2 separate regions of the Homo sapiens genome follow, and region 1 is linked to region 2. Evidence: read pairs that join two places in POLR2A ChIA-PET (ENCODE). Cell type or tissue: OCI-LY7. All regions are shown on one strand. Links, peaks and the distances in the headings refer to the core of each region. The heading gives the core; the rest is flanking DNA.

Region 1 (5,681 bases), core at 492-5,491, 1.9 Mb before region 2:
GCTAATTTTTGTATTTTTTGTAGAGATGGGGTCTCATTATGTTGCCCAGGCTTGTCTCAAACTCCTGGGTGCAAGTGATCCTCCTGCTTCAGCCTTGAAAAGTGCTGGGTTTAAAGGTGTGAGACACCACACCCATCCTAAACCCACTTTTTATTTTTATTTTAAAAGTACTATTCAGATTATACGTGTTCTTTATAACAATGAAAAGTCAGTGCATTCTATACTTTAAGAGGGTAATTCTTAAGTAAATTGTTTTACAGATGCTAGATAAGTATCTTTGTCAAATAATAGTCTCAGAAGAGTATTTAATGAGATGGGAGCATTCTCAAATTATACTGAGAAGTAGCCTGGGCGTGATGGCTCATGCCTGTAATCCCACCACTTTGGGAGGCTGAGGCGGGTGGATCACTTGAGGTCAGGAGTTCGAGACTAGCCTGGCCAACATGGTGAAACCTTGTCTCCACTAAAAATACAAAAATTAGCTGGGTAAGGTGGCAGGCACCTGTAATCCCAGCTACTCGGGAGGCTGAGGCAGGAGAATCTCATGAATCCGGGAGGTGGAGGTTGCAGTGAGTGGAGATCATGCCATTACATTCCAGCCTGGCAACAGAGTGAGACTCTGTCTAAAAAAAAAAAAAAAAAAAAAAATTTATTGAGAAGGCCACAAAACAGAATAAACTGTATTATCTCTATATTGTAAAACCAGCCAATGAAAAGCAAAAACAAAAACTAACAAATGGGGCCAGGCATGGTGAATCACACCTATGATCCCAGCACTTTAGAAGGCTGAGGCAGGAGGACTGCTTGAGGTCAGGAGTGCAAGATCAGCCTAGCCAACGTAGCAAGACCCTGTCTCTAGAAAACAATTAAAAAATTATCCAGACATGGTGGCACGCACCTGTAGTCCCAGCTACTGAAGGCTGAGGCAGAAGGATCACTTGAATCCAGAAGTTTGAGGCTGCAGTGAGCCGTGATAGCACAACTGCACTGCAGCCTGGGCCACAAAGCAAGATCCTGTGTCAAAACCACAACAAAACTAACAAACAAAACCAGAAAAGACCAGAAGAAACAGAAACACAAAGTGTTAACCTTATTATAAATAAATCAATTGAAACAAAAAATATTATCTCGTTCCAATATACATGCTGCTGCAGTGCAACTGTCTTATTTTTTGTCTTATGCGTCTCGTGTTTGGGAAACCAAATTCAGAAGAAATCTTAAGATCTGGATGTGGCTTTTACCTGTGTCAGTAATTCATGTAGAGAAGTCATGTAGGTCTTTGGTTTCCAAGCTTCTACAGCTTTAACTCTGGAAGATACGTCATGTACTCTGTTCTAACATGGGAGGCGCTGAGGATGATAGCTACTCTGTGTCCCTGGCTATGTCCTGAAGCTTAACTGATTTTTGACTTCAAAGTGGTCTCATTCTTGTGAACAAGTACTTAAACAATGATTATAGGAGGGTACTGGGAAATCACTTTTTTGGGGGCTTTGGTAAATTTTTTTATTTTTATTTTTTTGATGCGGAGTCTCGCTCCCTCGCCCAGGCTGGAGTGCAGTGGTGCGATCTCAGCTCACTGCAAGCTCCGCCTCCCGGGTTCACGCCATTCTCCTGCCTCAGCCTCCCGAGTTGGGACTACAGGTGCCCACCACCACGCCCAGCTAATTTTTTGTATTTTTAGTAGAGATGGGGTTTCACCGTGTTAGGCAGGATGGTCTCGATCTCCTGACCCCGTGATCCGCCCGCCTCGGCCTCCCAAAGTGCTGGGATTACAGGCGTGAGCCACCGCGCCTGGCGGTAAATGTTTAATCAACGTGCGCAGGCACCACTAGGCCTATAACTTCCAATTCACGGCTCAGCTCACAGAGTCTATTTTCCTCCCACGGTGTCCTAAAGAAAATGGGTTTACTGTGACCTCCTCATTCTTTTTGATTCTCCTCGTTGATCTCCTCCTTGAAATGCTGACCTCATTTGGCTTGTCTCCAGGCTTGTCCCAGCCTCTCCCTCTGTTCTTGTCCTGGGTATCTTCTAGATGTTGGTATTCCCCAGGGCTCCATTCTCTATGCTCCTCTCTCACTCCCTGAGTGAGTCTTCACACCAAGAATCCCACTCCATGGGCTTCCAGTCATTCACTTTCCCTTCCCTGCTCTGAAAGGGAAGGGGAACTAGATTCACAGTGCTTACCTAAGCAATTGGCACAATGTTACTCAAGGTGTCATGGAGAAGAATAAATATAGTGAAAGATAAAACATTTTATTTCACTAATCTTAATTTATTAGATGATAATTCTGTACCCCAAGTTTCAGTAAGAAAACAGAATTTCCTTCCTCGTGTTATAAAAGCAAAAGCAATTCATGATATTTTCTCTCTCGAAGCCCTTCCTCCCTGACAGTCTTTGTCTACCACCCACTAATAAATTGTACTTAAATGTTCCAACATATGTTTCTACTTCATTAACAATTTTTCTCTAAATTTTGTTCCTTTGTTCCTTCACCCATCATGTACCATCTGTACCATACTGATTTGTATGTGCATTACTTAGTAAAACTAATGCTTAAGTAGTCTATCTACTCAAAAGTGTAAGGCACTGGCCAGGTGCAGTGGCTTACACCTGTAATCCCAGCACTTTGGGAGGCCAAAGCAGGCAGATCACCTGCGGTCTGGAGTTCAAGACCAGCCTGGCCAACATGGTGAAACCTTGTCTCTACTAAAAATACAAAAATTAGCTGGGTGTGGTGGCGCACGCCTGTAGTCCCAGCTACTCGGGAGGCTGAGGCAGGAGAATGGCTTGAACTCAGGAGGCGGAGGTTGCAGCCAAGATCATGCCACTGCACTCTAGCCTGGTCAACTCTGTCCCAAAAAAAAAAAAAAAAAAAAAAAAAAAAAAAAAAAGGGTAAGGCACTAAAGGTAGTGTGTTCTTTGTTTTTGTCTTTCTACCATTTATAACCTTGCACCAATGCCTGGCCTACACATAGTAATCTGTCAGTATGTGCCAGTCAATGGATTTAATGGGTTGACAGTAATTTAACGTAATCCAGTTTAGATAAATACCACCAAATATTTCTAAAATGTATACAGTTTAATTTGTACATTTTTCTAAGATAGACTTTTATTCTGAGAAATTAATTGTTGGGATGAGACATGGAAGAGACTACCGAATAGTTCCTCTGCTAAGGAGTAAATTATTATTTTTCAAGTTCAGTTTCTCAACAGTTTCCTGTTCACGCATCCCACCACTTCTCCAACTGCAACTAGTAGTATCCTCCTTAAAATGCTGTCATAGAGGTATCAACTGCTTGCCAGCACAGTGAGGAAAAGATCAGATGATTTACAGCAGTGGTCCCCAGTCTTTTTGGCACCAGGGACTAGTTTCATGGGAGACAACTTTTCTATGGATCCAGGGGAGGGAGTGCTCCCCCTATGAGGATGATTCAAGTGCATTACATTTATTGTGCACTTTCTTTCTATTATTATTACATTGTAATATATAATGAAACAGTTCTACAACTCACCATAATGTAGAATCAGTGGGAGCCCTGAGCTTGTTTTCCTGCAACTAGACAGTCCTATGTGGGGACAGTGATGGGAGGCAGTGACAGATCATCAGGCATTAGATTCTCATAAGGAACATGCAACCCAGATCCCTCAATGTGCAGCTCAGAATAAGGCTTGAGGTCCTATGAGAATCTAATGCCGGGTGAAGCTTGGGTGGTAATGTGGGCACTAGGGATTGGCTGTAAATACAGATGAAGCTTTGCTGGCTTGCCTGCCACCCACTTCTGTGCTGTGTGGCCAGTTACACATTACACATTTACAATAAATGTGTAAATCCCAATACATTTACACATTTATTGTGTAAATCCTAAGGTTATAGAAAACCTAAACCTTAGGATTTACACAATAAATGTGTAAAGACATTCTATTTAGATTACATAGAAAATCTAAAATGTATTGTGTGACATCTTTTTTAAATCCCAATACTGCTGCAACTACAATTCTCAGATAGTCCCATTTGTTTAAATCACGCATTTTCTTTCTTTTTTTTGAGGCAGAGTCTCACTCTGTCGCCCAGGCTGGAGTGCAGTGGCACAATCTTGGCTCACTTCAAGCTCCGCCTCCCGGGTCCACACCATTCTCCTACCTCAGCCTCCCAAGTAGCTGGGATTACAGGCGCCCACCACCATGCCCAGCTAATTTTTTGTATTGAATCATGCATTTTTCATTTCTTTTTTGTTGTTGTTGTTAAACTTCATATTGAAGATAAAGTTAAACTGAAATAACTTTGAGTCCATCCTGCTACTGTTTGCTAAGATTGATAATTTGCCCTTTATTCTCTTAAGGTACAGATATATTGTTTCTAAATATATTCTGAATGATTTTATTTTATGTGAAAAATAGTTCTTAAAGATTATGTACAGACCTCCATGCACAAATTACTCAGTAAGGAAATCAGTACTTCAGATATTGTTTCTGTGACACCTTAGTAAATATATTGAAAGGCAACTGTAATATTTTCTTTCCAACATTTCCTAGATGAAAAAAACAACATACTATAAAGGGCTTCCAGTGTTTGTTTACCTAAATGTTATGGTGGAAGAATTGTTTGCAGTCATTTCTTTATGTAGCTTATTATGAAAGTAAAAAGCAGGAAGTTAAGAGAAATGATTAGAAATGATTACTTCAAGTGATAATGTATTCAGTATTCATACTTTTGCAGAATGCTTTAAATTATTGCACTACATCACTTTTTAATGTAGAGATCATTGTGCATTTACATGGTTTAAAGATATTAATTTCACATTTTCCCAATTAAATACAAATACAGTACCTCACTTTATTATTAGTCCCGTGAGGATGTAGAGACCATATCTTGTTTATTATTGTTTCTCCAACACAAACTGTCTTGCCTTAGCTCTTAGTAAACATTTGATAAATATTTGTTGAATGCTTGAAGAAATGAGGAATCCGGACTCCTGCTACCAAAACCAGTATTATGATTTTTAATCTTGTTGTCCCATCAAAGAGAGTTTAACTCTTTGCATCACTGTCCATTCTGGCTGTCATTCTTTCCTGCCTGGCTCAGAAAAAGACAGCCCTAAAATTAACCCATTTAAATGATTCTTTGCTTTTAGTATACAAACATGCCCACATCTCTCCTACTTTCAAAAACAATGAAACCCTTGACTTCAAATAGCTACCCCTTTCTCTCTCTCTTTGCCCTTCATTACCAACCCTCTTAAACATCTCTTTCTTCGATTCTAGTTCGCACTTCACTTCAATCTGGGACTGCACTCTGGAATCAGATACCAGGGATTTCTTTTTTTGCTTTTTTTTTTTTTTTTTGAAATGGAGTTGTGCTCTTGTTGCCCAGGTTGGAGTGCAATGGCGCGATCTTGGCTCATTGCAACCTCCGCCTCCTTGGTTCAAGGTATTTTTCTGCCTCAGCCTCCTGAGTAGCTGGGATTACAGGCATGTGCCACCACGCCCAGCTAATTTTATATTTTTAGTAGAGACAGGGTTTCTCCGTGTTGGTCAGGCTAGTCTTGTACTCCCCACCTCAGGTAATCTGTCCGCTTCAGCCTCCCAAAGTGCTGGGATTACAGGTGTGAGCCACTGTGTCTGGCCAGATAGATACTAGGGATACTAAGCACTGCCTCTTATCAGCTTCCTGGCCATAAGC
Region 2 (5,681 bases), core at 355-5,354:
TAGAGTGCAGTGGCGTGATCTTGGCTCACTGCAACCTGCACCTCCTGGATTCAAGCGATTCTCCTACCTCAGCCTCCTGAGTAGCTGGGATTACAAGCGCCTGCCACCATGCCCCACTAATTTTTTTTCTTTTAGTAGAGATGGGGTTTCACCATGTTGGACAAGTTTGTCTTGGACTTCTGACCTCTAGTGATCTGCCTGCCTCGGCCTCCCAAAGTGCTGGGATTACAGGTGTGAGCCACCATGCCCAGCTAACAGTTTCTTTAGAAAGGTCAGTTTAAAGGCCTGTTTTTGTGTCTCAGGGAACTACATGGAGTGTTTGTTTTTTAATACACTGGGACAAAGAAGAGCAAGCCTAGTGTTTAATGTCCTGAGCCTTTAGCTATGTGGCTGCCCAGGCGGGCTTTTCTTTTCCTAACCCAGCTGGATTGCCATAGACCAACGAGAAGTGGCTTGACCCAGGAAGAAAACATGGGTTCTATCCCCAGGAGTGGAGTCAGAGTATTTCCCAGATGCTGGTCCCCATCCAACTAGAGGCTGTTTCCTCTGCCTTGCAACCACTGGCAGGTACAGGCACTTCTGCCCACAAGACAGTCTGGCAGCAGTAGCATTTCCTAAGAGATCCAGTGACAGATGGCTCTGACAGGATACAACAGCCTGCAGAGGAAAGAAACACGGGACAGCAATCTCTCTTGTCTCTTGTCTCTTCCAAGGACACTTTTCTTCCTTTCTTATTCTGAAGAAAAGAAGACATGAGTTAGTACTAAATGTGGCAGGAATAGTGGGCCAGGCGCGGTGGCTCACTCCTGTAGTCCTAGCACTTTGAGAGGCCAAGTGGGGAGGATTGCTTGAGCCCAGGAGTTCAAGACCAGCCTGGGCAACATAGGGAGACGCTGTATCTACAAATAAATAAATAAATAAATAAAATTAGCTGGGCATGGTGGCATCCACCTGTAGTGCCAACTACTCTTGAGGCCGAGATGAGGGGATGGATCACTTAAGCCTGGGAGCTCCAGACTGCACTGCACTCCAGCCTGGGCAACAGAGTCAGACCCCATCTCAAACAAACAAACAAACAAAATAATAGAAATGAGTAATGCTGTACTTGTATGAGTGACTGTGCATCTGAATTCATGGAATTATTGGGGTCTAAGTTCATAGAACTCATTACTAAAGAGGGGATCACAGTTGAAAATCACATGTAAGTAAATTAATAAAAGTCTCTGAAATCTAAGTCAAAAATTAATATGGAAGCAAGCATAGAAAAAAAGCATCCACTTGGTCTGCATGGAGAAAAGTGCTTAACTCCAGCAATAACTGGATTTGATGAGATGTTTTTCATGTGGTAAAACATACTCTTTAGCGCTGTGCGTTATGGCTCATGCCTGTAATTTTAGCACGTTGGGAGGCTGAGGCAGAAGGATCCCTTGAGCCCAGGAGTTCGAGGCCAGCCTGGGCAACATAGGTAGACCTTGTCTCTATAAAAATAAAATAATAAAATAAAATGAAATAAAATGAAAAAAGAAGACCATATCCTTTTCAGAAAATTAAATACAAAGAGTAGGTGTGGTGGATCATGCCTATAATCCCAGCACTTTGGGAAGCCAAGACTGGAAGATCTCTTGAGCTCTAGAGTTTGATACCAGCCTGGGAAACATGGAGACAATCTGTCTCTACATAAAATACAAAAACTAGCCAGGTATGGAGGCTCGCTACTTGGGAGGCTGACGGGGGAGGACCGCTTGAACCCAGGAGTTTAAAGCTGCAGTGAGCTGTGTTCACACCATTGCACTCCAGCCTGGGTGACAGAGTGAAACTCTGTTTCAAAAAAAGAGAGAAAGAAAAGTAAATTAAAAAGTAAATCTAGAATTCCATGAATTATTGGCACACATCCAGTGATGGTCTTCAGTAATGGTTCTCATGCTTTAGCTAAAACCATTTATAAATGCTAAACCTTGTTTTAAAAAAAATACAGATTCCTGAATCGCACTTCTAGATATTCTGATGAAGTAATTCTAAGGGTGCAGCCCAGAAATCTATATTTTAGTAAGCTCACCAAATACTTCTGACTCACGAATCAGTTCCCTGGACCAACTTTAGAAACTATAGTCTCCCAAAAACAGAAAGAAAACTTACTTGGGAATACACAAAGCCAAACTGCAAGAACATTAGTGTCAGATTCCAAAATCCAATGTTCACACTTTAAAACATTTGCCTATGGGCACTGGTACATGACTTTCAGTCTCACTGATTCTTCATGGTCTCCATAGCAACAACGGCTTAGAAAAAGAAATCACAGAGGAAATAAGAAAATTGTTAATGCTACTTCTTTTTTTTTTTCTTTGAGATGGAGTTTCGCTCTGTCGCCCAAGCTGGAGTGCAGTGGCGTGATCTTGGTTCAGTGCAACCTCTGCCTCCTGGGTTTAAGTGATTCTCGTGCCTCAGACTCCCGAGTAGCTGGGATTACAGGTGCGTACCACCACACCTGGCTAATTTTTGTATTTTCAGTAGAGACGGGGTTTTGCCATGTTGGCCAGGCTGGTCTCGAACTCCTGGTCTCAAGTGATCCCCCTGGCTTAGCCTCCCAAAGTGCTGAGATTACAGACAGGTGTGAGCCACCACACCTGGCCAAAATAATGAAGTGTTTCATAATGATGATTTCTTACGCTAGATAAAATATTCTATTACTACCTGTATCCTAGGGTTTTGTGGGTGTTAACTGAGCCAATATACCTAAAATGCTTAGAACTATAAGTGGCTAATATTAATATTAATCACTTAATAAATGTAATATGTTAGCTGGGCATGGTGGCATGTATGTAGCTCCAGCTACTCTGGAGGCTATGGCAGGAGGATCACTTGAGCCCAAGAGTCTTAGGCCACAGTGACCTATGATTGTGCTTGTAAACAACCACTGCACTCCAGCCTGGGCATCATAGTAGACCCTGTCTCTAAAATATATATGTGTGTGTGTGTGTGTGTGTGTGTGTGTGTGTGTGTGTGTGTGTGTATGTGTATATGTGTGTGTATGTGTATATACGTGTGTATATATGTAAATATACATATATATGTGATATACATATAAACTTAGATCTCTTCATATATGTTACATACAATGTAATATGTATATATGTGTTATATATAATATACATGTTTACATATTACACATGTTTATATATTGTTACATAAAATATATATCAGATGTAACACATGTAAATATGATATAACATATGTAACATAAATATGATATATACATATGATGTATACATATATGTAACATATAAAAATAGAGATCTATATTTACATATATTACATATAAATTATATTATATATAATATAAATATGTAGTATAATACATATTATATATTACATATAAATTATATGTAACATATGTATAAATAGAGATCTATATTTATAATCTAATAGTATTCTAATCTGTGGATAGATTACAAATTAAGTAGTCCCCTCCTCACATTGGAACTGTAGATTGCTTCTAACTTTCCTACATATATGGCATTGAAAATTCCTGTATGTACCTTCATGTGCATCTCTAATTCAGATAGATTTCTAGTAATGGAATTACTAGATCAAAAAGCATGAACAAGTTTAAGGGATGGACCTATAATCACAATGATTAGAAAGTCAGTCAAATCTGTGTTGGAATCACCACTTATTCTATGACCTTGGTCATTTTGCTTAATTTTCTCAATTTTCATATCCATAAAATGGGGATAACAACAACATTCACAGGCATATTGTGATGTAATTAGACACAACACAATACTGTCACACAGTATGTTCAAAGTAAATGTAAGCTGTTTTTATGAGGACATTTGAAACAGCAGGGCATTGCTTCATCCTAGCATTGGGTGAGAAAGCATTGGACAGTTTTCAACAGTGACTCCATGTGGCCATAATAGAAATAGCAGTGGCAGAAAACACGTGTTGTCAGAAATGACCAGATTTATCAGTTCTTTCTTTGGTGTTTGTTAACAGGACTGTCCATTTGGATGGCCAAAGCCTGTGCCCGAGATTCTTTTTTTTTTTTTTTTTTTTGAGACAGAGTTTCACTCTTGTCGCCCAGCCTGGAGTGCAACGGCAAAATCTCGGCTCACCGCAACTTCTGCCTCCCAGGTTCAAGCGATTCTCCTGCCTCAGCCTCCCGAATAGCTGGGATTACAGGCATGTGCCACCATACTTGGCTAATTTTGTATTTTTAGTAGAGATGAGGTCTCTCTATGTTGGTCAGGCTGGTTGCCAACCCCCAACCTCAGATGATCTGCCCGCCTTGGCCTCCTAAAGTGCTGGGATTACAGGCGTGAGCCACCGTGTCAGGCCATGAGATTCTTGAATAATTTGATACAGACAAAGTTCAGGAAAGAGATAATGGGCCCTGCTAATCTTTTTTTTTTTTTTTTTTTAAGATGGAGTCTCTTTCTGTTGCCCAGGATGGAGTGCAGTGGTGTGATTTCAGCTCACTACAACCTCTGCCTCCCATGTTCAAGCGATTCTCCTGCCTCAGCCTCCCAAGTAGCTGGAATTACAGGTGTGTGCCACCACGCCTGGCTAATTTTTGTATTTTTAGTAGAGACAGGGTTTCACTATGTTGGCCAGGCTGGTCTCGAATTCCTGACCTCAGGTGATCCACCCACCTCAGCCTCCCAAAGTGCTGGGATTACAGCTTGAGCCACAGTGACCAACCTGTATCTTTTAATATATTGCATGTATAATATATTGCACATGTAATATACTGTGACACACACACACACACGTGAAGCAGCTTGTAATGATTTCTAAGGAAACAACATAACAACAGTCTATCTCTCTGCATAATATAACCATGAGGAGTCACTTTGGCAATTTTATTTGTATCTTATATTTCCCAGCAAAATCTAAGAGTGAATCTTAGTGAATGGTTGGGATTGGCATGCTGATGTAGTTCATGAAAGTCCTCCTGGCTTGACCTGCTAGAGAAGTTGGGAGGCCCAGAATTTAGAAATACAACCAGAAGTGATTACATAACAAGCATGTTGACTACATTAAACAACTGGCTTGTCAGATGATGAATATACACATTTCACTCATTTTAGTTCAGAAAACATGTCAATCTTAAGCAATTCCATGGTTTCTACAATCCACTCATAAAGATTAAATGAAAGAAAATATGATTTTAAAATAAGCTTTTGGCCAGGCATGGTGCCTTCCGCTTATAATCCCACCACTTTGGGAGGCCGAGGCAGGTGGATCGCTTGAGGCCAGGAGTTCCAGACCAGCCTGGCCAACATGGGGAAACCCTGCCTTTACTAAAAATACAAAAATTAGCTAAGTATGGTGGTGCACACCTGTAGTCCAGGTATTTGGGAGGCTGAAGGATGAGAATCACTTGAACCCAGGGAGCAGGGGTTGCAGTGAGCCTAGATTTGTGCCACTGCACTCCAGCCTGGGCAACAGAGCGTGACACCATCTCAAAAAAAAAAAAAAAGAAAAGAAAAGAAAAGAAAAGAAAAAGAAAAAGACATTAAATTTCTTTCCTAATGACAGGTGGTAGGCTCCTAGTAGAGGGAGGACTAGAACCCACTTCTTCTGATTCCCTTCTTCTGATTCCCAGGCCAGTGCCTTTTATACTATACCTTGAAGATCCCCTGATCTTTACTTAATACTTAGGGATTATCCTTTTTCAA

What was found. ChIA-PET counts read pairs that join two places held together with the same protein. Peaks named below come from ENCODE experiments on the same cell type or tissue, not always from the same donor. Only the 100,000 strongest peaks of a DNase experiment are listed, where the experiment ranks them.
Region 1: POLR2A ChIA-PET joins it to region 2 with 7 read pairs; 1 of 35 experiments calls an interaction of 5 or more read pairs at or near these places.

What each region holds. Positions count from the first base shown.
Region 1 is chr10:32,352,819-32,358,499 of GRCh38, reverse strand. All of the region lies in intron 1 of EPC1-AS1 (EPC1 antisense RNA 1), which reads right to left. It also overlaps a transcript of EPC1 not described here. Among named protein-coding and RNA genes, the nearest start is that of EPC1-AS1, 8.3 kb to the right of the region's middle. In OCI-LY7, for the core only: no CTCF peak of the experiment used is centred there; no DNase peak of the experiment used is centred there; H3K4me3 peaks cover 856 bases; H3K27ac peaks cover 761 bases.
Region 2 is chr10:30,412,411-30,418,091 of GRCh38, reverse strand. No RefSeq gene overlaps it. Among named protein-coding and RNA genes, the nearest start is that of MAP3K8, 19 kb to the left of the region's middle. In OCI-LY7, for the core only: CTCF peaks have their summits at 3,701 and 3,905; DNase peaks (open chromatin) are centred at 2,261 and 3,891; H3K4me3 peaks cover 595 bases; H3K27ac peaks cover 1,205 bases.